7 separate regions of the Mus musculus genome follow, and all the other regions are linked to region 1. Evidence: chromatin loops called from intact Hi-C (ENCODE). Cell type or tissue: heart. All regions are shown on one strand. Each heading gives the region's core, and the rest is flanking DNA. Links, peaks and the distances in the headings are about the cores only. Region 1 has its middle 24 kb from the start of Gm29012. Region 2 has its middle 12 kb from the start of Gm28403. Region 3 overlaps Cdh20 (cadherin 20). Region 4 overlaps Pign (phosphatidylinositol glycan anchor biosynthesis, class N). Region 5 holds the start of Rnf152 (ring finger protein 152). Region 6 has its middle 76 kb from the start of Gm41925. Region 7 overlaps Gm17634 (predicted gene, 17634).

What was found. Peaks named below come from ENCODE experiments on the same cell type or tissue, not always from the same donor. Only the 100,000 strongest peaks of a DNase experiment are listed, where the experiment ranks them.
Region 2: a loop joins it to region 1, with 5 times the contacts of the local background. A loop is called at or near these places in 6 of 42 quality-filtered maps.
Region 3: a loop joins it to region 1, with 4 times the contacts of the local background. A loop is called at or near these places in 4 of 42 quality-filtered maps.
Region 4: a loop joins it to region 1, with 10 times the contacts of the local background. A loop is called at or near these places in 18 of 42 quality-filtered maps.
Region 5: it touches region 1 in a loop (4-fold over the local background); 14 of 42 quality-filtered maps call a loop at or near these places.
Region 6: it touches region 1 in a loop (2.2-fold over the local background); 3 of 42 quality-filtered maps call a loop at or near these places.
Region 7: it touches region 1 in a loop (6-fold over the local background); 14 of 42 quality-filtered maps call a loop at or near these places.

The regions. Positions count from the first base shown.
Region 1 is chr1:105,090,109-105,094,627 of GRCm38, reverse strand. No RefSeq gene overlaps it. Among named protein-coding and RNA genes, the nearest start is that of Gm29012, 24 kb to the left of the region's middle. In heart, for the core only: a CTCF peak has its summit at 1,928 (motif pointing left); no DNase peak of the experiment used is centred there; H3K27ac peaks cover 475 bases.
Region 2 is chr1:105,443,759-105,448,277 of GRCm38, reverse strand. No RefSeq gene overlaps it. Among named protein-coding and RNA genes, the nearest start is that of Gm28403, 12 kb to the right of the region's middle. In heart, for the core only: a CTCF peak has its summit at 1,865; no DNase peak of the experiment used is centred there.
Region 3 is chr1:104,985,816-104,990,334 of GRCm38, reverse strand. The region is part of intron 11 of Cdh20 (cadherin 20); the gene reads right to left. Among named protein-coding and RNA genes, the nearest start is that of Gm29012, 130 kb to the left of the region's middle. In heart, for the core only: no CTCF peak of the experiment used is centred there; no DNase peak of the experiment used is centred there.
Region 4 is chr1:105,628,430-105,632,948 of GRCm38, reverse strand. The region is part of intron 14 of Pign (phosphatidylinositol glycan anchor biosynthesis, class N); the gene reads left to right. Among named protein-coding and RNA genes, the nearest start is that of Pign, 33 kb to the left of the region's middle. In heart, for the core only: a CTCF peak has its summit at 2,217 (motif pointing right); no DNase peak of the experiment used is centred there.
Region 5 is chr1:105,354,681-105,359,199 of GRCm38, reverse strand. It overlaps Rnf152 (ring finger protein 152), which reads left to right and starts at 2,490. Exons shown (of 3, transcript NM_178779.4): 1 at 2,490-2,857; 2 at 4,037-4,159. Gm17634 (predicted gene, 17634) reads right to left here and starts at 3,193. Exons shown (of 2, transcript NR_151540.1): 1 at 2,295-3,193. In heart, for the core only: a CTCF peak has its summit at 2,634; DNase peaks (open chromatin) are centred at 2,499, 2,889, 3,089 and 3,489; H3K4me3 peaks cover 2,269 bases; H3K27ac peaks cover 1,273 bases; H3K27me3 peaks cover 823 bases.
Region 6 is chr1:105,197,101-105,201,619 of GRCm38, reverse strand. No RefSeq gene overlaps it. Among named protein-coding and RNA genes, the nearest start is that of Gm41925, 76 kb to the right of the region's middle. In heart, for the core only: no CTCF peak of the experiment used is centred there; a DNase peak (open chromatin) is centred at 2,149.
Region 7 is chr1:105,360,915-105,365,433 of GRCm38, reverse strand. Gm17634 (predicted gene, 17634) reads right to left here. Exons shown (of 2, transcript NR_151540.1): 2 at 3,697-3,845. Among named protein-coding and RNA genes, the nearest start is that of Rnf152, 6.5 kb to the right of the region's middle. In heart, for the core only: a CTCF peak has its summit at 2,501 (motif pointing right); no DNase peak of the experiment used is centred there.

The DNA of each region.
Region 1 (4,519 bases), core at 304-4,303:
GCTGGGTGGCACTCGGTCCATTTCAGAGAAAATGTTCCCAGTGTCTTCTGGATTCTAACCATGAAGATATCTGTAAGCACTGTTGGGACAACTCAGATGCTCAGGTGGGCTTAAATAGATGGTCTAGGAACACCTGTACTCTGGAACCCAAGCCCCTGGAGGAAAAGGAGGAGATTCTGTACTTAACAGCTTCAGAGCTATTGCATCTCTAGGCAGCCATTAGCGAGCTGCCATGCTGGGCGTCCCACACCCAGAAGGGGAAAGAATTCTCTTTGTTTCAGAAAGAGAAGAATTCTCTTTTCCTTTATCTTGGCTTACAAACATCTTCTAGAAAAAGACCATTTGAATCCTCGGGCAGGACCCAGTCCTAGCTCTCTTCTTTCTCCATGTGAGGAAGCAGGAATCTGAGATTGGCATCTCCTACTTTAGTAATGTTCTCCATGATGTTCTTGCCCACTGGACACAAAACAGGCACCTGCATGAGTTCCAAATCTCACCTTCAGAGCCTCCCTGCCTGACAGCTTTCCGTAGTCTCAGACTGGGAGGTGAGGAGGAGGCATGTCTAACTTCAGTGCTGAGTCACCAAGTTTTACTTCTAGTTCTAGAATAAGTGGCTTGGTAGAACAGCAGATGTTCTAAAGAGACTCGTGTGTTCCTCAATTTAACTATCAGATTACTGAAGCAGTGGATCTCAGTAGTGGGGAAAGAGACCTCTTGTCTCTTATAAAAGAGATCTCATACCGTTGTAACAAGTCAGACCACCTTACAGAGTGAGGCTAAACAGAGATCATAGTGAGTCAGTGGTGGGCAGAGTCACACCTTGACCCGGACTGCTTAGATGTGTGCATCCCCAGACCTCTATCCAAATCCTAATTTAACTTGAGGACCCTAAAAATAGACTGAAGGAGTCAATGGATCTCTTTGCCCCTAGTCCCAGTGTGGTCACATTGAGTTCATCTCCTTTTACTGCTTTCTGCTGCTGGTTTTGTGGTTTTAATTGCTTTTTCAAGGACTGCTGGGTAAATGTGACTTTTGAGGGGGTCTCAGAATCCAAGTTCAGTAGCACAAGTATTGTCTCAGTTGTAGCACAGAAATCCCTTAGGCCTTGGCAACCTTGCACATTTGGTTACCCTTGCTCTGGGGGGAGGGAGGGAGGGAGGGAGGGAGGGAGGGAGGGAGGGAGGGAGGGAGAGAGAGAGAGAGAGAGAGAGAGAGAGAGAGAGAGAGAGAACATTAAGTCAATCCAGTTTGGAAAAGAAAATAGAAGCTGTAAGTCAGCTACTAGGCTGTAAAAAAGCACCCTTATCTTGATAATTGCTCTCTGCTTATTTTTGTTACCCTGTAATCTAGTTCCTGGTTGTAAATCTTATGGAAGGAAAATGGACTGTTGGCTTGCTTAGGGCTGGGCAGGGTGTGCCATTTGGCAGTGCAAACTCAGGGCAGTTGGCTGAGAGAAGAAACTTCAAGCTAGGGTAGGTAAAGACTGCTTCAAGCAGGAGAGGGGCACATCCTAGTTCCAAGTAAAAGGAAGACCTGAGCACAGCAGAAGCTAGTTTGGCCCCTACGTGGCCTGAGAAAGGGAGGCCTCTTTCTAGATCACTTAGGGTACTTGGTGTCTCAGCCTCCCAGGCAAAGCTTCAGTCTCTAAAGACCTTCCTCCTCTCTCTGGCTGGATACTGAATTCCTTTCCCCAACAAGGCACTTTGGGGAATTAATTTCTTAATTTCTACACTATCCTGAAGGGGAGGGAACAAAGACAAAGGGGAAGTAATTAAGGTTAGTTCTTGGTTCTTTTCATGATATTTATTTTTTCTTCCTTCTTTGTCTTCGTTCTCTCCATTCCTTCCTTGCTCAGCCTCTACCATGTCTACTTCCCTTCTTTTCCAGAGCCCCACCATGGTCAAGCCTAAGAGCCACTACTGCCCTCTTGTGTTTCTGTGATGGAAGATCTCATTCCCAGGGCCATCTTCACGTGGGGAAAGAGACAAAGCGAGTCAGACAGTGGAGTATGCAAAAAACTGGGAATACAGTGCGACTTCAAATACTAAAATAGGGATAGCTGAAATCCAGATGGGGTGGCCTGATAGGCACTGGGGAAGCCAAACAGCATGGGCTCAGAGCGGGATTCCCTCTGATCTGTATTCAGTGAACTGGAGAGTGCTAATCCTAGCTCTGGTAAGCACTGAGGACAAGAGCCCTGTCGGGTATGCAGATATTTTAATGCCTAGCCCAGCACTGACTCTGCCTTGATTGAGACCTGATTAGAGTAACAAATACCCAGGAGGTGAGTAAAATACATCTCTGGGTGAGTCTGTCATGATGTTTCTAATGAACATTAACCAAGGGCAGAAGACCCCCTTTGAATATGGCTAATACAGTCTGAGAATTATTAGAGAGCGCCCAGAAAGGTTCAAGTGGGAAATCTAAAAGTTCCAAAAATATTTATTCTGAACTTAGGCCCCTTTGGAGAAAAAGGAGGGATAGTGGCAGGGGAAGAAAGCCTGTGAGTGTAGACATAGACTGGGTTCTCTATCCTCCTCTGCTGTTTATACCACCCCTTCCTGGCCATGACAGTGTGAGCTAGTTTCCTCTCCCAACTCTCTCTCTGCCAAATGGATGGAAACTTTGAAAATGTGAGCCAAATAAATATTTCCTCCTGTAAGTATATGCTCAGGCATTTTGTCAGTGAAACAGAAGTCTGATTATCTCAGAATTATACCACAGTTGCCTAGACTGGCATTGTGTATGTAGTATGTTTTCACCATGTGCTAGATCCAGTTTTAATATTCATTTTACTAGTAACATAACCTTATACCTTATGGGCATCTTTTACAGATGAAGACTGTAAAGCAGAGGGGTGGCTACTCATCCAGGCTGAGTGGCAGAGTCAGAATTCAAACCCAGCTTTTCTGGTGCATGCGCTCTCTCTCTGAGGACCCGTCAGCAAGTGGGTCTCCCAGGTTCAAGTTTCTGAATCTTGTCACAGTGTGAACATCTATCACATTTTGAAAGAGAAAGCTTTGGCAAACTAAGCAGAGTTTATGTGAGCAACACACACTTCACAAATCCTGCCATTTCAGAACCAGAAGATGTTCAGTGTCCACTGTCCAGGTGGACAGACAGAGTTTGCAGACAGACAGCAGCCGCTGCTGGTGTCTTAAGCAACACCTTTGATCTAGAAAAGAAAATGAGACATAATGATTTATACTTGACTACTCAAAATTCTCTGAATGCCTGTAAAATTATAATTACTTAGTGCTCCATTAAATAATTTGTGTATATGTGTGCGTGTGTGTGTACACGTGTGTGTGTGTACACGTGTGTGTGTGTACACGTGTGTGTGTGTGTGTGTGTAACTGGCTGAGTTTTAGCCAATAACAGGATCTAATTCTCAGCTGGTCACAAGCTCCAGCTCATCAGACCACACCCAAATATGGCAGGCACAGAGATGGAAAAAATCATTTCCTTATGTCATGTCCTCTCTCTAAAATTCTACTTGCCCATCATGGGGAATGGAGCACTGTGAAGCTGTTCTGTTTCCTAGAAGCATCAGAATTTATAATTTTTTCTTTGCTGAATAAACTGCTTAATTTGTCAACACCTTTATATAAAAAAATACAATGTATTACAATATACAACAATGTATTTGTCAGCTGTTATAAAAGGATAAATCTTCCACAAACATGTATGAATCTGGAGAACACGATGTTACACAGAATAGATTACATACAGGAAAGCAAATACTGCATCTTCTCAGTTGCATGCAAGAGCTGAACTTTTGCTCTCACAGAAACAGGGTATAGAATCAGCATTGCCATAATCTAGGAAGGGGGTTGGGGAGAGGAGAAGCAGAGATGGTGGTTACCATGTGCAGAGCTGCAACTGCGTTGGAGAAAGAGCCTCCAATGTTTTGAGTGCAATAATAAGCATGGCTGATGACAATTAATTATATATTCCAAAATATCTAAGAAAGGACGTTGTATGTTCCCCACCCTAAGCAATAATATGCTTCCAGGTTACCATGATCAAACCATCATGTGCCGTGTACAATTTGTGAATGTCAACTAAAACTTAAAAAATATTTTTTAATGTGTTAACAATATGATAAAAGGAAAAATTTTAAGAGTTTAAATATGTATTTATCATTTCCCTTCCTGAGGGCCAAGCCTTTACATTTGTCATCTCCTATATTATTTGTCTCAGAGAAAGAGGGACAAATGGGTGGCTGATTGGAATATTCCCCTGACTGGGTTGGTGGGACAACTCTACAGGTAAAAAAAAATGCTTCCAGAAAACATGACAATTTGGGCTGGACCCCTGGAACCCACATTGTGGAATGAGAGAACCAATTAATGCAATTGTCCCTGACCTCTACACACAGGCCATGACCTCCACGCCCTCAATATATATATACATATATATATGTGTGTGTGTGTGTGTGTGTATGTGTATATGTGTATATACACACACATACATATATATATATAAATACACACACACACACACACACACACACACA
Region 2 (4,519 bases), core at 167-4,166, 350 kb before region 1:
GTAATTGGAAAAACAAAATTACAGAGATCCACAACTGTACAATGTGCAGAGGGTGTGAGATCTTTAAGCAAGCAGGCTGTGTGCATGCTACCAGTCTCTGAGGGAGTTCATGGTGTGTCAGTCCTGTTGTGCCTTGAAGGCCTCATCTCCTTTGTGTCTTCTGTCTCCACTGGCTTTTACAGTCCTTTGACCTGTCTTCTACAGAGTCCCCTGAGCCCTAGTGGAAGGAATTTGACAGAGACATCCACTTAGGACTGAGTGTTTCAAGGTCGCTCACTCTCTGCACATTGTCTAGCCGTGTGTCTCTGTATTTGTTTCCATGTACTGCAGGAAAAAGCTTCTCTGATGATGAGAATAGCAGAGTGCTGTCAGGAGTAGCAGAACAGTAGTTTTCATTTTTTTTTTTTCCAAGATTCCTGAGGAATCACTGTGGGACTCAGGGTCCTGCAGTGTTAGAAATGGGATCCATGTCATGATGTAGAGGCCTTTAATCAATCCAATCTTGGTTGGTAACTCCCACAAGATTTGAACATTATTATGGCCGTGACTGTGCATCTTGCGGACAGGTTACAATGGTAGACTGAAGTATTTGGAGCTGGATTGGTGCTTATCGTTTTCCTTTTGTAGCATGCAGAGTACCTTTCTTCCTGTTCCATTAACACTAGTCAGTAGGGGTCAAGGGTTTAGGTAGGCACCAACTTGACTTCTCTGTGTTCAATGAGTTACTTAGATGTTGTCTTCAGTAGTTTACGTTGATAAATTTCTAGAGACCAAACAATGGCCTTAGCAGTAATGTGGGTTGTTTGGGGTTTCCACTGAGGTGTGTGGCCAAAAATTCAATTAGAGATAACTAAAAACCGGTACTGGAGGTTATATTTGGTGCTGAGAGATGTTTAGTTGGGGCTTTGTCTCTCATTATTTGATGATTCTGTTTAGATTTCTTTCATATATGTAAGCATTAGACCCCTCAAATGACCCTTAGTTTTAGCTGTCCCTTCTTGTATTCCTTCCTTCACCTGCCACTTTCTTCCTCTCTCCTATTTGACCCTCCCATTTCAAACCCCCCCCCCCCCAATCCATAGCTATCTGTTCTATTTCTCCTTCCTGGGGCAATCCTGTCTTCCCTATAGTCCCTTACCCTGTAAGTGACCCCAGTGGTGATATTTATTATAGACTGCCTATCAAAGACTTAACGCTAACTTCCACATGTAAGTGAATACATATCTTGTCTTTTTGGATCTGGGTTATCTCACTCAGAATGAGTTTTTCTATTTTCATCCATTTATCTGTGAACTCATGATTTCATTTATTTAAGAGCTAAGTAATATCCCATTGTGTAAATATAGCACATTTCTTTGTTCATTCATCCGTTGACCAATATCTAGCCTGTTTCCAATTTCTGGCAATTATAAATAGAACAGGAGTGAACACGGTTTGACCACGTGGCTCTGTAGTAGGATGTGACGTACTTTGGGTATGTGCCCAAGAGTGGTATAGTTGGATCTTGAGGTACATCTGTTCCAAGCTTCCTAAGGAATTGCCACACTGATTTCCATAGTGGTTGTTCAAGTCTGCACTCTCACCAACAATAAATGAATGTCGTTCCTGTTTCCCACATCCTTGTCAGCATGAGCTGTCATTTGTTTTATTGGTGTAAGATGAAATTTCAGAGTATTTTTAATTTGTATTTCTCCAATTACAGATTACTTTCAAGGGACATAGGGGAATGCAAGTGTGAAAACATGGTTCAGTGACTGGCAAGGGATATATGGAACCCTCCCTCACTCCTAGCTGAGAACTGTCAGTTATGGGTGTTGTGGGAGGAAGGAAGAATGAGTTTTCTTTGGTGGTATGCCCTTGTAGTTTGTCTGTGCTTCAGTAGGTGGCTCTACTGTACACATGAATATAGCATTAATAGCATTCAGTGAATTATGAACAAAATTTTGAAAGTGTGACGTGGGGGAAGCTGATAAAGTTGAAGGTGGGTAGAGTAGAGGGTAAATGTGATCAAAATACATTGTATACATCCATGAAATTCTCTAAAAATAAACAAAGTGTTAAAAATACCATGAAAACTCTAAACAAAAGTACCTGGGATAGCTATGTGAACATATAGAGTGAATCTTATAGCAAAAAAAGTCATTAAAAAGAGAAAGAAACTTCAGTGGGCAAGGACTACTTACTTCCATGATATGATAGTTCTAAAGTTGTATGTACCTATCAATGTACCATAGAATCCAGGTGGAGGTGCATATCTGTAATCTCAGTACTTGGGAGGCAGAGGCAGGGGAGCAGAAATTCAAGATCACCCTTGGCTACATAGTGAGTTGGAGGGCAGCCTCAGCTATGTGAGACTGTTTCAAAACCAAAACAAAGCAAACAGTTCAACTGACATAATCCCTAACGACAGTTTGTTGCACTTATACCCACAGATGAGGGCAGTCTTCACCCATTGTTAAGGAAACTTATCTTTGCCACGAAGAGAGACCAACACACAAATGCACAACCAACCAAAATGCAGAGTTGTAGAGCCCAGTCCTAGTGAATACATCTACAAAACACTCTCCAATATAAAGCACCCAGGGAACGTTACGGAAATGGTGGTGGTAGTGATTGTAAGAAGTAGAGGGTCAGAGACTCTGTGAGACTGTCTCTTAGTAACATCAGAGGCTACACCTATAACATCTCACAAATATGACTGTCCAAATATGAGCTGAACAAGGAGAAGACCAGCAAACATGCCACACTGCACAAGGAAAAGCCCTAGAGGCCTCAACCCTATACAAAGAATTGCCCAAAACTGAGGGAAGCTGGGAGAGGGAGAAACAAGGGCTTTCCCATGAGAGAGCACGCCAATTGGTTGTTTGGAAACTCTGAAAACATACATGCAAGTAACATTATATGGATTTTAGAGGTTCTGTTGGGGAATATATATATATAATGACCGGTGTTGTCATTACTGGAGGCTTGTTTAAGCATTTAGCTTCCCTGTTATTTGTGGGAAACAACCTCAAAGCAGACTTCTGAGTTCCCTGGCTCTTAAAATCTTTCTTCCTTCTCTTCCTTGATCTACCCTCTTTTGTAAATGTATCAATAGGGGTTCAGCCCCCTTGTGGTCTCTCAACTTCATTTTCATCAGTTGCAGATTTCTGTAATGGTCTCTGTCCAAAAAGGAAACTTTGCTTCAGCGTGAGAGCTACACTAAGTATGATTATTTACATAGAAGCAAAAATAATATGACAAAATTTCAATTCACAATTTAAAAACTTTTTGTTTAGGAAAAAAAAAAAAACCACATCTCAAATATCCATGTGTTGTGCCTCGGCTTCCCTTTCTTGTCCTCAAATTGGTGCGGGCTAACGGGAATCTTGTCTTGGTTTCCATTCTCCCTTCAGCTGACTCTTTCTCAGTATCAGCCCTAGGCCTGAGAGAGTCAAGCTGGTGGGGAGGAGATGCTGGACATACTCACAAGGGCCATTGTCACGTGCTTGCTTTCTAGAACATTTCTCATTTACCTTCTTGTTTTTGTCCCTTGCTTTGTCTTGTACTTTGTTTGGAAGGGGCTGCATCTTAGCTTCTGTGGCTGTAGGTGGAATCAATGTCTTTAAGGCAAGCTGCTTCGAAAGACACCACCCCTGTTTTGGAGCAACAGACCCCTGTCTCTGATTTTGGACTTTCTTTTCCTTCAAACTTAAATCTCCCACCAGAGCTAGGTCAGGGACAAAATGGCCGCATTTAATATGCAGATGCTGCAGGTCATCCCTCTAATGGTAGCTATCCCACCAGGAAAACCCTTCTGAGCTCCATTAAACGATTTGGCTCAGCTCCCTCTCACTATGTGTGATTACTTTGGTACTTCCAAGGGGTCCTTAATGAAAACACTCACCCTTGCTAACAAAGAGGCCAACACAGTTGATCATTTTGGCAGATGTTATGGGCCCACTTTTAAAGTTCAAATACCCCTGGCGAAAGGAGTGCCCTTAGGTGAACATATACACAAATCTTGAAGAGTGCAGCGATCGGAAAGAGCAAGCTCTTCATTTTCTGGTCACTGATTCTCAAATGTGAGTGTCTAGCAGAATTACCCACAGGACTTGCTAAGGCTCAATTAAACCTGGGCCCCTCCCCAGTGCTTCTGATTTAGTAGGTGCTAAGGACTGAATTATTTAAATTCATATTGAAGCACTAACTCCCAATGTGCTATGTTTTGGGGGTAGGGCTGGAGGGAGCTAGTTAAGATGAAATCAGATGATGTGGATGGAACCTCCATCCCTCAACCCCCACCCCAGAAGGCACAGAGGAACAGTTTTTAAGGTGAGAAAACAGCCTGACTTTGATCAGCCTTCTAAAAGTAAGGAAGATAGGCCTCACTGGAAGGTATGACCACTAAAAGCACTGTGATCTTGCACGTCAGGATCCAGAACTTTGAGAAACTACCTTTGTTGTTTAAGCTCCCAGTGGGCCATATTCTGATAAGATGGCTTGAATGCCATCACAGTTGACTGGGGTGTGACTGGCC
Region 3 (4,519 bases), core at 358-4,357, 100 kb after region 1:
TAGCAAATCTAGAATAATAGAAATAGAGGAAGGAGAAGAAACAGAGGACATGGGTACAGAAAAACAAAATCATAAAATCATTAAAAAAAAGTCACAGAAGAAAATTTCTCTAAGGTTAAAGAAGGATACAGAACACCAAATAAATTGAATCAGAAAATAAATTCCTTGGCCTGGAGAGATGGCTCAGCAGTTAAGAGCATGGACTGCTCTTCCAGAAGCCCTGATGGACAAATCCCTATCTAAACTAACTGAAGGACTCAGAAAAGAGCTAAATTAATAAAATTAGAGATGAAATGAGAGACATAAAACAGACACTAAAAGCAATGCAGAGAACTACAGCAATGGACCTAAAAAACCTGTACTTGAACAAATTGGAAAATTTTAAAGAAACATAATTTTTTGTTTGTTTTTGTTTTTCTTTTTCGAGACAGGGTTTCTCTGTGCAGACCTGGCTGACCTGGAGCTCACTTTGTAGACCATGCTGGCCTCGAACTCAGAAATTTGCCTGCCTCTGCCTTTCAAGTGTTGGGATTAAAGGTGTATGCCACCACACCCGGCCATAATTTTCTTGACTTGTACCACGTACCAAAGTTAAACCAAGATCTGATAAGAAGTTTAAACAGAACTGTAACCATTATTGAAATAAAAATAATATCTAAAAACCTACAAACTACAAAAAGCCCAAAGCCAGGTGATTTTAGTGTAAAATTCTACAAGACTTTCCAAAAAGAGCTAAGGTCAATACTCCTCAAATTATTGCACAAAATGGACACAGAAGAAACGATACCTAATTAGTTTTACAAGGCCATAGTTACCCTGACCTCAAACCACATAAAGACCAAAGAATTACAGATCAATTTCTCTTATGAACATAGATGCAAAACTTCTCAGTAAAATACTTGCAAACTGAGTCCAAACACATATCAAAATGATCATCCACCACAGCTGAGCTGGCTTTCAGGGGTGGTTCAGCATACGCGTAAATCAATGGTATGCACCATATGTACAAACCTGAAAGACGAAAGCGATATGACCATCTCATTAGATTTAGAAAAGGCCTCTGACAAAGATCAACACCCCTTCATGATAAAAAGTCCTGGACTGATTAGGGATACAAGAGTCATACTTTATAATAAAGGTGATTTGCAGCTCTCTCATAGCCCACATAAAAATAAATGGAAAGAAACTCAAAGCAATTCCACTAAAATCAGGGACAACACAAAAGTGTTCTGTTTCTACATACCTACTCAAGATAGTCTTAACTTGAGCAATAAGATAACTGAAAGAGATTACGAGTATATAAATTAGAATGGAAGAAGTCACAGTATCTTTGTTTGCAAACGATATGATTTTACACACACACACACACACACACACACACACCTAAGAATTCCACCACGAAACTTCTACAGCTGAGAAGCCCTTTCAGCAATGTAGCTGGATATAAAATTAACTCACAAAAATTCGTAGCCTTTCTATACATAGATGACAAACGGACTGAGAAAGAAATCAAAGAAACTGCACATTTCACAGAAGGCTTATGTAATATAAAATATTTTCTGGGTAACTGTAACCAAACAAGTAAAAGACTTGTATGATAAATATATTAAGTTACTGAAGAAAGAAACTGAAGAAGACAGCAGAAGATGGAAAGATCTCCTGTGCTCACGGATAGAGTTAATATAGTAAAAATGGCCATCTGACCAAAAGCAATCTATAGATTCCGTACAATCACCATCAAAATTCCAACATAATTTCTTCACAGATCTTAGTGGCTACACAGAGCCTCTGCCCTTATGTGCTAAATGCCATTTGTATAGAAGGTGCTCTGTGTGATACCAAAGGAAAAAAGTAAACACCAACTCTTCACTCTACAATTTATGTCCTTCCTGCTAGATATGCTAGTGCAATGGTGGCACAAAACTTGTAGAAATAATCCTCCAATATCTTATGTAACCTAAGACCTACTCCATGAGAGGGAGCCCAAACCTAACAGTGACTAAGTGACTAAGAACCGGAGACTAGATAGATAACCCAGTGACCTACGGTAAAACCAAACGCTACTGTTCTATTAAAAGAACGTAGCAGTAAAACATATCCTAAAGATGTTCTGCTCTACTCATAGGTCAGTGCCTTGCCTCAGCCATCATTAGTGAAGCTGCTTCCTGCAGCAGATGTGAACCAATACAGAGACCCATTGTCAGGCAATATGCAGAGAGTGAGAGACCTTGGAATACTTAGCTCTAAATGGGATTTACCAAATTCCTCTTCACAGGCCTGGAGGAACTTGGAAGAAGAGTAGGCAGAAAGTGTAAGAGCCACAGGGGATGGAGGACATCAAGAAAACAAGCCCGTCTAAATCAATACTACCAAAGTTCATATGCACTCACAGAGACAGAGGGAGGACGCACGCACGCACGCACGCACGCACGCACGCACGCACGCACGCACGCACGCACAGGGCCTGCATGGGATCCCACCCATTAGTTAAGAGTCCTAATGCTGAAAGAAGTGGATATAAGCCTCCATCTCCAACCCAGAAGCAATCTGCAACTGTTAACCAATGACAAATGAAAATTTTATTTTCTGCAAGGCAGTCTCCCTGGGGAAACAATCTATTCTCATGCGTAGGTCACATGCCCAGCAGGACACGGCCAAGAGAAAACGAACTTAACAGCATCTATGAAGGTTCTTTGTCTTACAAGGTCATGTCAAGGCGTTTTCCTTTTTGAAAAAATATTCTCTTTTAAATTTTATTTTCTATTTTGTCTCTCTGTGTGAACATCTGTCTGTCTGTCTTTCTGTCTGTCTATTTGTCTGATATTACCTCCTGACCACTTGAGTTTAAATTATGGCTTCCATTTTGTGTTTTTAATGGGTAATCTGGGTGTGGGAATAGGCCTGTCTTTATGTATATATCTGTTTTTTTCCTGCCTTTTCTTGGGTTCTGTTCCTCTTGTTTGTTTTATTGTATTCCAATTTTTTATCTTATTATATTTTATTATTATTTCCTAAAGCTCATTTTCTACTGTGAGACAGAAAAAGTGGATCTGGATGAGATGGGAGTTGGGGGAAGAACTGAGAGGAGTAGATGGGAGGGGAAATATAGTCAAAATGTATTATATGCAAAAAATTCTATTTTTAATGAACTACACCACCCGCAACCCATCCAAGTCCCTGCATGTGTGCTGGAGAGAAAACTGATGGGTGTGTGGGATTAGGAAGTGCATAGAACTAGTCATCTCTTGAAAATGAAAGATTGATACCTGTCTTATTTTTTAGATACAATGTTATAAATAATGAGCATTAAGTTATGCTTTAAAAATCAGGTTTTGGGATTATAGGTTCAGGTGAAGAAAGTCCAGGTTCTGAGAAAAAAGCATCAGTGCTGGGAAGGCTTGCTCTGAATGTTCTCTAGGTTCTGTGGACAAGCCACAAGGTTTTCTAGGAGCTGGGTACATGAACCCACCCCCACCACAGTAAATATTGCCCAGATGAACATGTCTAATTGCCCACCTTTGTGTGTGTGTGTACAAGTCAACTGCAGCATAAATGTTAGAATTGTGTGATCTGGGTTGTGCGCTCTTAGAAGTAAGTGGGCATGTGTGACACACCTGGGACACCTCAGCTTCTGGGAACTTCTTATTCTGTGAGTTTTTGTTTTTGTTTTTGTTTTTGTTTTTGTTTTTTTTTTTTTTAAATAAAGGTCTTGGTTTACAAACTAAGTTATCTCTTTAAATCAGTCTCTCTGTAGTGATGGCTCTTTGTGAGATGGCTCATCGTGATTCCACGATAAATCTTACAGCATTCTTCAAAGATAGAGGTAAGGATAGCCAACCTAGAAATTTCTCCCCAAAGCAGAGCAGATGAGAAAAACAGCTTTCCTTGTTCTGCACCCAAGGTCTCCTATTGCCACCTTATGGACACTTTAGGAATTGCAGGTGGATTTTACTTGGTATAGGTAGCCTGGAAGGTTATTTATATTCCTTAATTGTAACGTAAGACAGAACACTCAAAATACAATGAAAGCTTACATCATGTTTTAAAATGTATTTTGAGAAGTGTATTCCGAATGCCTATTTAGAAAGTCAGTGCAATGCTGATATTTTCAGCAATGGATTTCTTTATCTGGTGTGGCGCTCAGTCACTTGGTGTTTAGGTTAACTAGAGATCAAGGGAGCATGAGGATTATAATTTAAATTCCTAGTGCTTTATATTCTTCCCTGTAGAAAGTTACTGAAATTTTGTCTTCTCTCTTATTATTTATTTATTTATTGAGATGTGGTCTCATCATGCAGCCAAGGGTTTCTAGACTGGTCTAGAACTTGTTCTGTAGGCCAGGATGGCCTCAAGCTTGAGGTAGTCCTCCTGCCTCATCCTGTTAATGCTGGAGTTGCAGTGTATCGACACAGATGCTGTGAGGTTTCACATATATAGAATAATAGTGTTGTCTCTTGCATCTGCTTTTCTCTAAGGAAGATGAATGTGGAACAGGTTTAACTCAGTAGCAGCGTGGAGG
Region 4 (4,519 bases), core at 317-4,316, 540 kb before region 1:
TATAAGGAATAAGGAAAAAACAGCTTGATTATCTCTGAACTAAATATTATACTACATAAAATAAACCATAAAGATTATTATTCTCAGATTTGGAGAAAACATAAACTATGTAACAAGCATTATAATTTATGAGAACCTTATATATCAGGTTAGGGAAATAGTTTAGGCAATTGAGTGCTTAGTGTCTAAGTCTGAGGCTCTGAGTTAGATTTCCAAAGCCTATGTTAGAAAAACGAAAAAAAAGCTGGTTGTGGTGGTTTATATTGTACTCTCAGCATTGTGGAGTTGCAGACAGGGATGTGCTAACCAGGTATTTTTCAGAGTTCTTCCAGTGAGAGACCTTGTCTCAAAGAAAAAAAGACAAAAGAAGGCATCCTAGATTGACCTCTGTGCCTCACCTCTATGCCACCTTCCTTCCTCAATAAACAAAACTTTTTATACAGCAATGGGAAAAAATATCACCTTAATAAAATGGAAAATTATGCCTAAAAATTCATCAAAAGAGAATGCATAGGTGGTTGTTATGAAAATATTGACTTCATATTTGTTGAGCATTTATTTACTAGTTTTTAAATATTTTGTGATTTTACATATATTAAAATAGGTTATTCCCTTACTCTATGAAGCAGTTCCTATTATTTTCCCATTAAAATGAGGCACAACAAAATGACTTCTTAGATTTCTAACCCTAATTCTAATCTGAAACCAGACAGACTGTCTCCATAGTTTCTTGTACTCTTAACTACTTTGTAGTGTGGTTTTGTACTACATATACTCAAACTGTACCGAATGGTTTACTTTTGACAGTGTATTCTGAGATAATATGCAGAGAAATTATTATTGTATTTATCAATAGGAGGTAGGTTAGATAAGAATCACGTTGTTTATCATGAGCCAGTTAATGGCAGGTAAGGAGGAAAGTGTGGTGAGTGCATCGGCACCTATATGAGGATGTTTGTAAGCTGAGTGAAAACAGTAAACATAGGACTTTGGAACATTATGTAACTAATCTTAAAAGTGTGCATGCAGTAATTCTGTGACTGCAGACAAAGAGCAAGAAATATGCATGCTTATTAGTTAATAGTGTCATGAGGATATTAGCTAGCATTGTAGTAAAAATTTATTAGCTTAGTATTTAATTATATGAAATTAGAAGATACAGGAATCAGGAGTAATATTAAATTGAAAATTATTTTTCTGTTATTTGAGAAGTTATGTGTGACATAAAATAAATTACAATTTAAAATAATCTTTATTTTTTATGCCTTAAAACTTTTTTCTTGCCTTGAGGTATTTTGAAGAAGGTATTTGAGAGCAGTGACTATATGTATTAGTCTGGCATTTAGTGTTCAGTATATCTCCTGCCTCCGCACTCCCCTCCCCCAGAAGATCACTAGTATCTGAATGCAATAGATGCTTTTATTTTTTAGTTATTAAATCCAATAAATATTTTACATCCATATCATCTGCTTCTTTTTAGTGACTTTTGTATACATAGAATGTCAGTATTGTCTTATAAGCTGAATAAAAGAAATGTTGGCACATAAACAGAAAGGATGAGGGAAAGTTGTGGTGATGTGTCTTTTAGTGAAATGACCCAGTCTCTTGTCCAAACCATTGGCTGAGGATATCTTTCCTTTGTATTCTCTTTTTGCCCGGAGAAATTGTTCACCAGTATGTTTTTCTTGGAAGTGAATTCATCTTTTCACCTGAGCATCTCATAATCTATGAAGAATTGATGAACAGAAATAATTTCTGAGATAATGGAATAGCAGAGGTTTTTAAAATAGGAAAAATAAGATTGCTGATGTTGTCCTGTGTGTGTGTGTTTTTTAAGAGTCCCATTAGTTCCTTTTTTTGTTGTTGTTTTTTTTTTGTTTTGTTTTTGTTTTTGTTTTTGTTTTTGAGACAGGGTTTCTCTTTATAGCCCTGGCTGTCCTGGAACTCACTTTGTAGACCAGGCTGGCCTTGAACTCAGAAATTCGCCTGCCTCTGCCTCCCAAGTGCTGGGATTAAAGGCGTGTGCCACCACGCCCGGCCTTAGTTCTTATTGTAATTGTATATTCTGTTTTATCCTAAATAACTAGTTTCCTGTTTCGTTTCAAATACGTCTGAAAAAAAAGAATAAAAGTTACAAAATATTCCTTTTGACAAATAGAAATAAACCAAAGGCTAAATGCTGTAAATGCTGTTGTAAATGCTGTTGGTATGCTAAGACATAACCAGCAGGTGGCACTACATGATTAAAAGAAATTTGAAATGCTCAACTCACTGCCCTGAAAGGAGGAAAGACATTGTATTTCCAAAGTGCTCAGTTTTTCTAGGCATGGTGGTGCAGGTCTGTGATCCAGCTAAGAGAACGAATGGGAAGCTTGTTACTAGTCCAAGGTCAGCCTGGCACACATAGCTAAAATAGTCAAAACAAAATTTGAAGAAAAAATAATGCCATGCAATAAGAAAGAAGACTTAGGGTTCTCTTAAGATGCTATTGGGGCAGTAGAAGCAGGCAGGAGCTATGCACCTGACACAGGAGAACAATCAGTTAGAATATCTCTTCTCTTTGAAACTTATTATGTAAGAAGTAAGTACTTAAAATGTAAATTTTTATTTAGACAACCCAATATATTTTCCTCTTAACTTAATCACTTCCTTTTCATATATTTGTTTCCTTGAAAGCATATGGAAGTACACAGATGGAAGTGCCCTCACTTAGATCACATGCATACACTGGGTTGGAGAGGAGCCTTTCTTTGTGTCACCAATTTGATTTCCTGATCATTTACAAGGCACACAATCTTTTCATTAAACTGACGTCAGTTTTTAAAAACAGCTTTCGGGCTGGTGAGATGGCTTAGTGGGTAAGAGCACCCGACTGCTCTTCTGAAGGTCCTGAGTTCAAATCCCAGCAACCACATGGTGGCTCACAGCCATCCGTAATGAGATCTGACTCCCTCTTCTGGAGTGTCTGAAGACAGCTACAACTCACATATAATAAAAAAATTAAAAACAGCTTTCATAAGTTACATATGTGCTTGGGAAATGATTCATTCTTACAGACATGAGTGACTGCGTGATTCTGCACCATTGGTCATGTTAAAGAAAGAAACTTGGCCCACAAATAACTCTTGCCCTTGTTTCTGCTTTTAGTTTCATGAGATGCTATCCTGTAGTGGTGAGTTTTGCTACTCCACTTTATGCTCCCAGCAGGTCACACTTCCAGCAACCCACCCAGCTCTTTGGATCCACAAACAAAAGACATACACATATTAGCTTATTTTTGAAATGCCTTGCCTACTCTAAGGCTTGGCAGTTCTAATCCTCCCTCGGCTACCATACTTTTCCCTCAGGTACTCCAAGCTCAACATCTTCTAAGTCTACCTTTAACTTTGCTGCCCTATTACCATCTGTGAAGCCCGCTGGTCTTTGCTGGCCAACATGCTTCTGGGCAGCCCTTCTGGAGGCTGCTTTCCCTTTGCTCCTACACTTCAGATGATCTTCCCTCTGCAGCTCGAAGTCTTATCCATCTCTCTTCCCCAAGTCATGGCAATTTTGCTTCTCCTCCCTCCTGCATCCTAACCCTTGCAAATCTAAGGGTCCCTCCCCATCTCCTTTTTAGCATTTTTATTGATCGATTAAAAACCAATTAGGGACAAGGACTATAAGTGTTTGGAAATGTAGATTTCTAGTTGAATCAAAGCATTAAAACTAATCTCCAACACTTTTCCCTCTGTCTAGCTAGATATTCTAGAAAGGAATAAATGGCTGTTATAAAATATTAGACCATGGCTAAGTGAAAATTTTTTGTAATAAAATTTTGAATAACATGTAAAACTCCTTGCCCTCCAAATACTCGTTCACCCTGAAGAATGAACAACATTGATGATAATTCTAAAATGCACTTTACTTTACAGTGTTTCAATAGTTATGAAATAAAAAAGGATAGTAACACTTTTAGGGGACTATGTGGACTGTTTAGAATACCCATTTCTGTCTTCTCATAAGCATAACATGTTATTATATGTTCTTTTGTTGATGATGGTCTCTTTTGAGACGGGGTCTTGCTTTGTAGCCCTGTCTTAAAACTTACTATGTAGACCAGGCTAGCTTTGACAATCATTGATTCTTTTAAAATGATGTTTTCATTAAAAGATGTAGTCAGTAAAGAAATTTTCCTTTAAGATGACTATGTGGAAAGGTTGTTAGTTTCTTCTTGGTATGCAGCAGGGGAAATAGATAAGAGAAAGGCCTGGCCTGGCCTGGCCTTGCCTTTCGAGCTCCTGAGTTTTGGCACAAGAGGATAGTGTTGCATACTATCATAACAGGTCTTTTTTTTTTTTTTTTTTTAAAGGTTTATTTATTTTATGTATGTGAGTACACTGTTGCTGTCTTCAGGCACACCAGAAGAGGGCATTGGATTCCATTACAGATGGTTGTGAGCCACCATGTGGTTGCTGGGATTTGAACTCAGGAACTTCAGAAGAGCAGTCAGTGCACTTAAACCGCTGAGCCATCTCTCCAG
Region 5 (4,519 bases), core at 340-4,339, 260 kb before region 1:
AGCTGCTCTGCTCCTGGGTGCCCCACAGATGAATTTGTTACAACACGTTCTGCCGGTTCTTGCCCTGACTTAGACCGTAGCTACCTGTCCAGATTCTGACCTCCAGTGTGTCTTAGGAACTGCCCCATTGCAGCCTGCCCCAGTTAATTAACCTTCTCTGTGTGACAGCTTTACAAGACTGGACAGAAGGCAGAACACCCATGATGCTCTGTGAATTAAAATCCCAGCCAGTGGAAATGAATAGAGTTGGAGGTGTTAACCTTCTACATGCTGAATTCTTGCATTTCTCACTTCAAAGAATTGTCTAGAAAGCAACTGGGGGGGGGCAGTTTGAAACATTTTAGAATAATTACTGAATCCTGAAATTGCTTTCCTAAAAGCAATCTTGAGAGGCACTCATGCATAATAATATTTCTGGGCTAAGCTCTGCTGGTAAAATGTTGGGGTGTTATGAATCACCTTCTTTATTTCAAGTCCCTGACCAACATCTGAGTTGTTAATACCTTGCCTAGTTTCTCATTATTATTTTTTTCCAGAGTCCACAACATGGCTCAGTGAATAAGATGCCTGTCCTAGATTGCCTGATCCTAGATTGATGATCTGAGTGCAGTCTCATGGGGAAGGGGAGAACGGAGTCTTGAAAGTGCAACCTGTCCTCCATACCTATACTGTCACCGGTGTGCACCCCTCTCCCTAAATAAAATATAACTAAAAACTAGGAATTCCAGTTCTTAGGAAAATGAGGCAGGAGGAGTACCAGAATGGTCTGTGCTGCCTGATAAATTCCAGCTTAGCCTAGGCTACATGTATGAGACTCTGCCTCCAAAAGGCCTTTTTAATTTTTTTATTAAAAAAAATTATTTTTTTGAGACAGGGTTTTTCTATGTAGCCCTGATTGTCTAGAACTTGCTCTGTAGATCAAGCTGGCCTCGAACTTACAGAGATCCTTCTGCCTCTGCAGGAGGTCTGTACAACCTCCACTGGGCTAATCCCACCCCCACATTGATGGTGAAGTTAAAGATATTCTTGCAAAGTAACCTTAGGTTCCTAAGACATGCATGCAGAGCCTCTGTGGGTGCTGTAGAGGTGATAAGGGAACAATGGAGCAAGAGTCTGCCTGGTGACTGGAGGAAGCAGAGCTCCTACTGGGATCCAGAGACTGCAAGCTTTGTGGGTCTCCCGGATGCAGGTCCCCCCCCCGCCCCCCCCCCCGCGCCCCCGCCTCCCGATGTGTTAATAGCCTGATTGGAACACCAATTCACAAGTTGTACACGTGGGACAAAGCAAGTAGGACCAGCTGCCAACACGGATTCATTAGCTCATACAGAGCCATCATGGGTCTCAGGACTTCTGGAACAACAGCAGTTCTCAACCTGTGGGTCACAACCCCTTCAGGGGTCACAAAAGACCATTGGAAAACACAGATAGTTGCATTCTGATTTGTAACAGTAGCTAATGTTGCTATATGAAGTTAGCAACAAAAACAATTTTATGGCTGGGGGGGTCACCATAACATGAGCAACTGTGTTAAAGGGTCACGGTATTAGGAAGGTTGAGAACCACTGCTGTGTAAGAAGGAACATAGGACCCATGAAGGGAGCCCAGTACCTGAAGTCTAGAAGAAGCCATTTGCTCTGTGCATTAACAGAGCTCCTTTAGCTGAACCACAGAGATGAGGAGACATAACTCAGGTCAGTTTTCAGTTTCTTAATAGAATGGATCCCAAAAGGCCCCAGAACTCAGGCATGGTGCCCCAGACCAGCAGGGGACACCTATCTCCCCTTTTCTCCACTATATGTTAAGTGAAAAAGCAGGAAGAGACCTTATCTTTAGATTCTCCTGGGGTTACATGACATTAAAAGCATATCCCAAAGGTAAGGGCTTTGTTTCTGTTTAGGAGTACAGAGGATAAATCCAGATTCATGCACCCTAGGCAAGCAAGCACTTTACCTCTGAGCCTGAAGTTGGGTTTTAAGGTGGGCAATAGGGTAAACTTAGTAGACCCTCTAGGCTCCTTCCTGTTCACCTCTCCTGTGAGCTTCCTTTACACAGGAGGTTGAGGTGTGAGGTGTCCCTGTGGGGCTCTTTGGGAGCATATCCCGTTCCATGCTGACAGGTTCCTGCCCTTGTTGGGTTAGTGAACTTTCAGGGGCAGCCAAAAAGAACCCAGGGGAAAGGCAATAGCCTAGACTCCTCCCTCTCCCCTGTGGTCTTGAGTCCAGAGCCGCAGCTGGGTCACCACCTTGGCCAGTCCCAGTCGTTCTAGCCTGTGGTGCTCGGCCTCTAGGTCACACCTGATACCGTTCAGGTCCTCCTTCCGTGCTCGGTCCAGGTGCTCGCTGGTCTACGGTGGGTAGAGGGCGCGTCCCTGCTTCCCCACCCACACCAAGAGGTTGGCCACTGGGGACCGACCGACAGACAGACAGTCGGACGTGCCGGCCAAGCTGCCGGGTGGAGTGCGGGAGGGGGTGGAGCCGCCGGGGAGGGGCGGTCCGCGGAGCAGAGCTCACTCAGCCTCCCGCTCCCTTCAGTGCTTGGGTCTCTGGGGGTGACACCAAAAGCTTCCGCTCAGTGTCCGGTGCCTGGCGGCGGGTGTCCGATCGTGGAGGCGGAGGACAGCCGGGCAGGTGGAGGGCGCCGCCTGAAGCCAAAGGAGAGACGAGCAGGGCTGGGCTGCGGGAGGCGCTGCCGCCACTCTGCCCGCGCTGCCCCGCAACCTGCGGCGGGAGGAGCAGGCAGCAGCCGGCCCTCAGCGCTCGTCTAGCAGAGCGCAGCGGGCAGTGCGGACCCCCGGGATGCTTCCGACGTTGCTGCAGCCGCCGGCGGCGTAACAGAGCCGAGCCTGCTGCTGAGAGAGGTCAGTGAGTTTCGGTTTGTTTTCCTGTTCAGTGTGCTCCCAGGTCCCGGGTGCAGAGGGGACTCGCGTGGAAGGCTGTGCCTAGGAGAAAGCGGGAAAGGGCAACGGTAGCCTGAGATATAACTGGAGGTTCTTCCTGGACTATGATTGGGGTGGTTTGTTTGGTTAAAGGAGTGCGGAGCTGGAGAGGCGTCTCTCGAGGAGGTGGTCCCGGGAGTTGGGTTTTCCTCGGGCTTTGCTTTGAGTTGGGAGCGCGATGGGGTCATGGCAGCTGACTCTGGTTCCTCGGAGTCCTGGGATGCCCCCTGGAGCTCTGGTCCCGGGAGCTCGCCTCATGCACGCGCCGCACGCGCCCTTGAGGTGCGCGCACATCCCTGCCGTGCCCCCCCCCCCCCCCCAGCATTCTCAAGCCCTGGGTCGTCCCCTCCAGTCCTGTCCTGCCTTCCTACTCCCGATTCCTAGCTAGAAGTTGCCCCCAAGCCATTATTGGAAAAGGGGGCCGAATGGAGGGCCAGATTCTGGGGGTCTTTTGTGCGGACCCACGGGCCTGGGGCGCTTGCTTCTGGAAGGACAGCAGCAGGACAAAGCCGGCAGGACTTGTGGGGAGCTTCTCCACAGTGTTGGTTTGGGATCCCGCCTACCGTGGGGGTGTGGTGGGGGAGTGCTGCATAGATTTGGAAACAGTAGGGTAATTGACAAAACAGAGACAGTGACTTGAGGTGGTGGCCAGGCAACGAAAGGATACTCTCAGATGCATCCCTGATTGTGTGTGTGTGTGTGTGTGTGTGTGTGTGTGTGTGTTTGTCTGGGCAGGCGACTACATGCCCCGCATTGCTAGCTGTGTGGGCTTAACTCGTGTATTTTGCTAGCATTTTGCCTTAAAAAGATGATGGTATTCTCCATCCTGACTCCTATATTTCTGAGGCATTACGGTTGATGGTAGCCGCTTTACCGCGGGATAACTTGGGGGCGCGGCAGGGGGGGCGTAGACTGCAGAGGAGCCAGGAGGTGATTATTTATCCAGGAGAGCCTTAATGACCCTTCCCTGTTTTACCAGTCTTCTACCCCCCATTCTCATCCTCTCGGGACGCCTACTCGTGTTCCAGTGGTCTCGGAGGGTGCTTGGATTTCTGTCTGTGCTGGGAGTATCTAACTATTACTGCATGTATTTCACTGCAGGCTGAACAAAGCTGGGTCTCAATCGCGCTTCCTGCTTGTCAGCCTCTTGTCTCCCAAACGCTTACTGTTTCCACTTGATGTCAACACGCAGAAGGGGGTGAAAGGGACGCGTGACAGATTCAGGTAACCCCAATGATCTGGGTAACTGCCTGGGTGTCTCTGGGTCATTTGGGCCCACAGCGCTGACACAGGGCTGCCTGGGTGTTTCTGCTTTCACAGCATTTGTATTTGTGAGGGAGTAGGGGCCACCCAAGCAAGCAAAAAAAGTCTGTCCTACCTTTGGGACTTCACTCGAATGTCTTGTTCCACCAACATTGCAAATGACTTCATCCTTTCCTTTTGGAGAGGTCACTGGGAGCCACTTATATTGGACCTGTATTAGTTCCACTGGATGGTGTGAATTTTGATGCTGTCAGTACACAGACAGTTGTACATAAATATGGGTTTGGATAAGACAGTGTTTTGTGTAAAGTGGAGATGTCT
Region 6 (4,519 bases), core at 303-4,302, 110 kb before region 1:
CAATGTTGATCCTGCCAATCCATGAGCATGGGAGATCTTTCCATCTTCTGAGATCTTCTTTAGTTTCTTTCTTCAGAATTTTTTTTAAAGATTTATTTATTTATTTTATGTATGGGTGTATACTGTAGCTGTACAGATGGTTGTGAGCCTTCATGTGCTTGCTGGGGATTGAATGTTTAGGACTTCTGCTCCCTCCGGCCAACCCAGCTTGCTCTGGCCCAAAGATTTGTTTATTATTATACATAAGTACACAGTAGCTGACTTCAGATGCACCAGAAGCAGGTGTCAGATCTCATTATGGGTGGTTGTAAGTCAACATGTGGTTGCTGGGATTTGAACTCAGGACCTTCAGAAGAGCAGTCAGTGCTCTTACTCACTGAGCCATCTCTCTAGCCCCTGATAATTGCTTTTAAGTAATTTGTCAAAAGTGCATCTATTTTACCCATCCTAGAAGAGGAGTATGATTATCTGTCTTCAGTGATTCCTGGGCATCTCTGAATTTGTGCCCTTGAAGGAGTTGTTCTGAGGACTCAACAGCTGGATCCTGCTGTGCTACCTTACATCATGATTGACAATCCACAGAAGTCTGTTCCTGGTCTTTGCTCTTTCCTCTGGTTTGTTAGCCTGGAGGGGTGAAAGCTTTTTTACTCTGCCCCACAGGGACCATGATAAAACAAACCCTACTGCTTTACAACTCTCTACTGTCCTCTATCCACAATGAGGACACAAGTATAGTAATCTGATTTCATAGGAAAGGCCATAAATGGTTGGTTTGTGGCCCATGTCCCATGTACTTGGACAGTAAATTTTGTCTTGGCCAAGTCTTTTTTTTTTATTTAAAATTACATATATTTGAAGTGTGTGTGTGTGTGTGTGTGTGTGTGTGTGTGTGTGTGTAATTTAAAGGACACTTAGAGGGAATTGATTATCAGGTGTCAAACTCAGGTTATCAGACTTGACAGTACGTAGCCTTTATCTGCTGATTCATCCCATTGGTGCTTGTGGCTCAAAAGTTGTCATACTGGGTGATACCTTATGACGGCCTGGTATCTTAGTTGGTATTTAATCAGGAGGGACCTTTTGATCCTGTAGGCGCTTACTTCAGGACTGTCATGGTGGTCTTTTCATTATTATTTTAGCTTGTAGCCCCTGAGTCCATAACAGTGCTACCCAGGCATGTCCAGAAAGCACAAAGCATATCAGATGGACCAGAAATTCACATTCTTCTTGCTGTTTTTTGCATGTGTGTATGCATGTGTGTATGTTTATGTGCATGTGTGTGTGTATGCATGTGTGTGTGTGTGTGTGTGTGTGTGTGTGTGTGTACACTATCCGGCAACCTGTGTTTCATTCCTCTGGAGCCCTTCATCTTATTTTTAGATGAAGGCTTTCATTGGTCAGAGCTCACTAACTAGGATAGGCTGGCTGGCCAGTGAACTTTAGAATTCATCTGTGTATGTAGGTCAGAGCCTCTGCAGCCCTAGGATTACAAGTGCATATCACCTTAGACAGATAATTTTTGTTTGTTTATTTTGTTTCACTTTTACCTGGATTCTGGGGATAGAATTTAGGTCTTCATGGCAAGTTACTCACCATGTGCACTGTCTCCACAGCTGTCTTGTTAGTTTCTGAGAACTCTAGGACTTAGGATTCTATTGCCAAGGAAGATAGTGACTTAACAGGGTTCAAGAAAACTCAAACTTGAACAATTAATGAGGTCTTCACAAGACTTCTATGCTGGATTCTGCTGTGGAATATCATCCTCAAGAGTGATTTCTATGTGGCTAATTACCAAGAAACTAAACCAACTATTGTAAACACCCCACCCCAAAGAATTAACTTGTACAGAATATTCCAAAATTGTCCTTTTGACCTCTTAATTTCTTGTAAAAATGTACTATCCTCTGCTTTATCTACTGGGAGAATTGTTGCTATTTTAAATACTACTCAAATTTCCACATGAGCCAAGAACCATTGGTTAATGAAATATACAATCAGAGAACTCTTTATATAAACACTAGCGTTTGCCTACTGCACGACAATGACCACATTTCCTTCCCCTGACCTTCTACAAATCTTGGCACTGGTGCAACAGTCAGCTGTGAGTCACTCATTCAAAGGGAGGGTCCTCAGTGCTCTCCTGCTTCCTCTTGTTATGAGTTCCAACTTACAACCTGCCTGCTATTGTTCTCCCTTGGCTAGCGAATGCCCTTGTACTAGACCTCCCAACCACAGTGACTGTGACACCAGGAATCAGAGCCAAATAGTCCAAGAGGATCCAGACAGCTCTTGCCTTCCCTTGTGTCAAATCTGGCATTTCTCTGATTCTAAGATTTTCACACTAGTGCTAGAAAATTATTACTCTGACAAAGGAATCAGTGTCCTACTCTCTAGAAGACATGGCTGCTTATGGTTGGGATTTTGCAAAGGCTGTGCCTTTGTGCTGGCTAAAGACCATGTAATAATCTTCCTAGAAGGCCAAAGCATTAATATCTCCAGGTAGAACGAGTAGATCCCTGTGTTTTCTTTGACAAGAAGATATTCCCTGATATACTGGTGCATATTCTGTTGCAATAATAAAATATGCAAGGCTGGGTACTTTAATGAAGAAAAGAGGTTGATGTGTTCCAGCTCACAGGTTTAGAGGTGGAAACTTCACAACATGGTACGGGCTCTGATGAGTCCTCTCTTGGCTATATACCACCATGATGAATAGCATCTCAAGGGAAACACATGATAGACTGAGGAGAGGCATCATTATTACTCCTTTCTTTATATACTCTCATGAGAAAGATCTGGATTCACATGGAAACTACTGATTGCTATCAAAGGTCAGTAACCTATTAACCACACTCCCTCAAAATTTTCTTTCCAAAATGGCCATGGTGAGGTCAAACATTCCAACATTCACAATGGTCATATGCATTCATTAACAGGAACTAGGAAAAAAAGCACTTCTGAATTCTGTTTTCTAAAACATTTTATACCTATTAAAGTTTGATTTATATCATTATAAATGAACAGAGTGACTAATATGAAATATGATAGGCAGACCTTGGGCACCAACTCCACAGCCAGTCCCACAAGTCCCAGTGGAAGTTCCATTCCCAGGCACTCTAACACACCCAGGATCAAGGGATCACAGGAACCAAGGATCCCAGGAGTTTGGTCACAACAGGATCTCAGGATCCCAAAGGCAGCTTGACTCCCAGGAGCTCTGACACATCCAGAATCTCAGGGTCCCAGAACCCCAGAACTTCAAGACACAGAGAATTTGAGCTCTGACAAACCGGAATCATAGCGAGGACATGTGGCACTAGAGATAACCAGGTGGTGGGAGGTAAATGTAAAAATATAATCAACAGAAACCAAGGTTACTTGGCATCACCAGCATCCAATTCTCCTACCATAGCAATGGTCCTGAATACACCATCACACTGGAAAAGCAAGATTCAGATCTTAAATCACTTCTCATGATGATGATAGAGACTTTAAGAAAGGCATAAATAACTCTCTTAAAGAAACACAGGAGAACACAGGTAAATAGGTAGAAGGTCTAAAAGAGGAAACACAAAAATCCTTTAAAGATTTACAGGATAACACAATCAAACAGGTGAAAGAAATGAACAAAACTGTACAAGATCTAAACATGGAAATAGAAACAATGAAGAAATCATATAAGGAGGCAATCCTGGAGTTAGAAAACCTAAAAAAGACAGCCATGGATGCAAGCATCACCAACAGAATACAATAGATAGGAGAGAAAATCTCTGGGGCAGAAGATACCATAGAAAACATTGACAGAGCAGTCAAAGAAAATGCAAAATGCAAAAGGCTCCTAAGCCAAAACATCCAGGAAATCCAGGACACAATGAGAAGACCAAACCTAAGGATAATAGATATAGAAGAGAGTGAAGATTCCCAAATTAAAGGGCCAGTAAATATCTTCAACAAAATTAGAGAGAAAAACTTCCCTAACCTAAAGAAAGAGATGTCTGTAAACATACAAGAAGCCTACAGAACTCCAAATAGATTGGACCAGAAAAGAAATGCTTCCCGTCACATAATAATTAGAACACCAAAATGCACTAAACAAAGAAAGAATATTACAAGCAGTAAGGGAAAAAGGTCAAGTAACATATAAAGGCAGATGTATCAGAATTATACCAGACTTCTCACCAGAGAATATAAAAGCTAGAAGTTCTTGGGCAGATGTCATACAGACCCTAAGAGAACACAAATGCCAGTTCAGGCTACTATACCTTGCAAAACTCTCAATTGCCATAGACAGAGAAATCAAGATATTCCATGACAAAACCAAATTTACACAATATCTTTCAACAAATCTAGCTATACAAAGGATAATTGACTAAAAACACCAACACAAAGAGGAAATCTACTACCTGGAAAAAGCAAGAAAGTAATCTTTCAACAAACCCAAAAGAAAATACCGCATAAACAATTTCACCTCTCACAACAAAAATAACAGGAAGTAAAAATCACTTTTCCTTAATATCTC
Region 7 (4,519 bases), core at 181-4,180, 270 kb before region 1:
TCTCCTTAATTATTTGTGTCCAGTATTCCTTGTCTCATGTGAATATCATTCAGTCTGATTCAGGACTCATCCCATGATTTCATTCGATTTAGTCTATGTCTCTAAGTATGCCCATATCCACATAGTTTTGAGATACACTAACCAACACAAAAGGCAGAGTAAGGATTCCTTGTTGGGAATTGAATACTGTTGGCAGGTAGGATGTCTCAGTGGGTAACTAAGCCTAGTGACTCGAGTTCAATCCTGAGTCCCACATGTCCGGAGAAAATCAACTGCTCTAAGTTGTCCTTTGGCTTCCACACATATGTTGTCATGTACGCATGATCCATACTTCAATAAATAAATGTAATAAAAGAGGAGTAGGAAAAGAATTGGTACTGGGACCCCTGCATATCCCTATGAAGCCCAGAGTGAGGATTCTCATGTTAGTCACAACTCTGTCCATACCCGTACTCTTTCCCTTCTCTAGCCTTTCATTGTAAATGGATTTGGAAGTAACTCAAAATCCTACTCTGGCTGACCTGCTGTAACTGAGTTGTAACAGATTTGAGAAGAAGCTTTTCAGAGACAGTCCTCTGCCTAGGGCTGTAGGCAGTGTAACCCTGGAAGGGCAAATAGAAATCTCCCATGGGGGCATTTTCTGTACACATAAGTTTAGTCTGCATGCCGATCAATGGCACTGTATTCTGCATGAAGCCATGGAGTGTGTGTAGGTGATGAGATGAGTAATGTAGTTCCAGTCTTTAGGGGTCTTCCCATGCTGTAGAGGTACAAGCTTCTAGCTACAGTGTGAAGCACCACACAGTAAGGACAGACGAAAGAAAAAGAGCATTACAAGGCAGACAAAATTAATCTGGTTAGAAAAACTCAAGACAGGCAGACCTGGAAATGTTCTTGAAAATCTTGCAACTATCTTATCTTTGTTGGGTCTTGCTCAGCTCTCAATAGAAGTTAGGAAGCTGCATAATGACAGGGAGAAAGAAACACTAAGAGGCCAGGTGGTGGTGGTGGTCCTTGCTTTTAATCCCAGCACTTGGTAAAGAGAGGCATGCCGAGCCAGCCTAGGGTACAGAGTGAATTCCAAGATAGCCAGTGCTACACAGAGAAACCCTGTCTCAATAAATCCAAGAAACACCGAGAGCATGGATAAGGGACAGTCAATTCATGAGAAATCTTGGAGCCCTTTGGTAGAAGGAGCCACAGTGTGGTCACCTGTCACCCTTCATCTAAAGAGGGATGGCTTCTAGGAGACTGAGATGCACATCAGCCCAACCAAGGAGCACTGCTTGCACTCAGTGTGATTGCTAAGGGACCTGTTCCGTATTTGCTAAGTTGGGGCAACTGCATGTTCACTGTGCACTATCACAATGCATTAATGAGGTTGTCTGCATCCTTGAACATCAGATGCCTCATCTGTAAAGCAGGGATGCTCGTTTGCCTCTTGGGTTCTGGCAAATACAGAGATGCGGCAGGTAATGGTGAGCAACACAATCTGCTTCCAAATCCAATACATGTTCACCAGAAGAAGAGGAGTCCTTGGGGTTCACTGAGGTGGGATGCCTCACTGGGGTTGCTCTCTTGTCTCCTTGTGCTTACAAAATTACTCATCTTCTTAGAAACAATAAATTAAAGGCAGACTTGGTAGTACATGCCTACGATTTCAGCACTTGAGAGATGGAAGGAATGTTTTCCTCTTTTGATTTCGAAGCTAGCCTGGGTACTGTTGGGTTTAAATGAGAACGGCTCCCATAGGTTCATATGCTTGAATGTCTGGTTGCCAGTTAGTGAATTGTTTGGATGGATTAGGCGGTATGGCCTTGTTGGAGGAACTGTGACACAAAGTGTGGGCTTCAAGGTTTCAAAAGCTCATGACAGGCCCAGTCTTATTCTCCCTCTCCTTCCTGCTTGTAAACAAAATGTAAGCTCTTAGCCACTGCTACAGCACCACGCCTTCCTGTCACCTTGCTTTCCTCCATGATAGTCATGGACTCAGCCTCTGCAAATGTAAGCAAGCCTCCAATTAAATGTGGTTTTTTTTTGTTTTTGTTTTTGTTTGTGTGTATGTGTGATAAAATGCCTGGGTCATGATGCCTTTTCACAATAGGACAGGACAAAAGACACTGTGCTACATGAGACCCTGACTCAGAAAACCAAACCAAACCAAACCAAGTCAATAAGCAAAACCAGATGTGAACACACCAAATGGTGTTGAAGATTCCTAGAGACAAAAGGGAAAGGGCTGAGACCCAGTGTTTATAAGTTAATTGTTATTAACTAATATTAGTTATTCACTAGTTATATAACTTAGATAGCTAAGACCAAGTTATTAGTCTTAACTCTGTCTCCTCTTTCAACACTCTCCACCTGCTGAGAAGGGAAGACATTAATAGCAGAGGAAATACATTAAGTGAGAAAGTGTGGAAGGAGTCCTGTAGGCATCACCCAGAGGTGACCTGCCTGACCTCTGGACCTTGATCATGGGTACCATTTTTCCTCCTCACCACTAGAGGGCACTCTGACTAGTGCAGCTAGACCTGGTGCAGACATTTTGATTCCCTTGGGTTTGATTGAGGTAAAGCTAAGGACAGAGAAGGTAATAAGAAGGAGTTGGCTAAAGCCAGCTCTGGACCTGGAGCAGGCACAGGATGCCAGGTCTATTTAGGCAAGGTGCAGGCTATAGATGACAGGGCCCTGCAGGGAATTTAGTTAGCTTTTGGGACTAACCAAGTTACTAGATTGAAATTGGGGTTTTGAAAAATGGAGTGGAACTGTAACCAGCTTGGAGTGAAGACATCCCAAAGGGACACTCTGTATCCCAATCTGACTATCAGACTACAGAACCAGCAGGCACCAAAGACATGAAAACCCTCCCAAGAATCTCATGCTGGGAGAAGGAAAAGGCGCCAGCCAGAGGTGGAGCTCCTCTCCTGGAAAGAGATTTCACACAACTGTAACAACTTGTCTGACTGCACTAGGGGATGAAACTGAAACCCTGGCAAAAGTGGGTCAGTGGTGGGTGGGACCACATTTTGATCAGGACTGCTTAGATGCCCATATCCTTGGTCTTCTAGTTAAGCTTTGCTCTCACTCGGGACCAGGAAGCTGTATCTGGCATGCACCTAGGTATTTCTGGATCTCTTTGTCTTTCTTCCCAATGGAACCACATTGAATAAATCTCCTTTTCCTGCCCTCCTCTTTTAATCTGGCTCTTTTAATTGGCTTATGAGGACAGGTGGCAGGGAACCTGACTTGGGGCGCAGGCTATGATCTCCAAGTTCAATAACAGATCCTCTTGGTTCTTTCATAAGTAGGATTGGTGGACAAATGAAGGCGAGAGATTGTGAACACCAGCAACCTGGCTGACGATGGGAAGGACAGATTAGGAAAGCAGTAGTTGCCACGTGGGTGAGCAGAAGTGGGGGCATCTGCAGAGAAGGAAGCTCTGACAGATTATGGGACTGAGAGACAATGGGATGAGAGAGAAGCTATACATTCCATATGAACATAGTAGGGAAACAGCTGATTCCTGCTACTGAAGGGGCTATCGAGAGTACTTAGACATCCAGACAGGAAGCCATAATGACCATACAGATTGTTTATAGTCAGACTGTGTTTTGTGTAAATCAAAGATGTTTAATTCAACCCATAACTGCCTTTGGTAAGCAATCCTAGATGTAGTTTCCATGAAAATGTTTTGAAGTACTCAAAATACTTTGCTATTTTTCTTCTTCTTTTCTTTCTTTCTCTTCTCTTCTCTTCTCTTCTCTTCTCTTCTCTTCTCTTCTCTTCTTTTCTTTTCTTTTCTTTTTGAGATGAGATAACATTGTCCTTAGATAGCTCTGGGTCTACAGAGATAAGAAAATAAGTCAAAGATAGAATCTTTCATTCAGAACTTTTTGCCAGAATAGTAGGTCTGTTAGAACTGGCTTTTAATAGTGGCCCAAATAACCAGTTTTGAAATGAACATTCCATTTAACATTCATTATGAATAAATAATCTTAGATACTTTCTAGAGCACGTATTCTCTATGGTAACCAGTGATACATTAGAAAGATGTGAACGGTAGACTGATTGGGAAGGAGGCTAACATGCTGTGGATGCCTCTTTGCCTTTGTGCTGACAGTGAAAGCTGTCCAGATGTAGCTTTCCACATTGATGTTTTTAAACAACTTGGTTGTAGTTTAACTGACAGTTTCTAAAACACACTTGTTTAAAGTGCAGAATGCTTTCTTGTTTATTAAATTGATTGGGCTGGCTGATGAGATGGCTCAGTGGGTAAAGGTGAGCCATCACTCAGGAGACAATACTGGCAGGAAGGAAACCAATATTCTTCAAGGGCTGACATCTGAGAAGATGGGACTATGCTACCTCAGAGTCACACCTTGGACACTCAGAGGTACAAAGAACTTTTATAGAAGGAAAGGATGAGTGTAGGACCAAGATCAGGAAGGCAGCATGCTATGCAATTTTGTCATACAGGGGAAGGTCCTGTCATCTAGAACCTGTGGCTTCCTTTTTC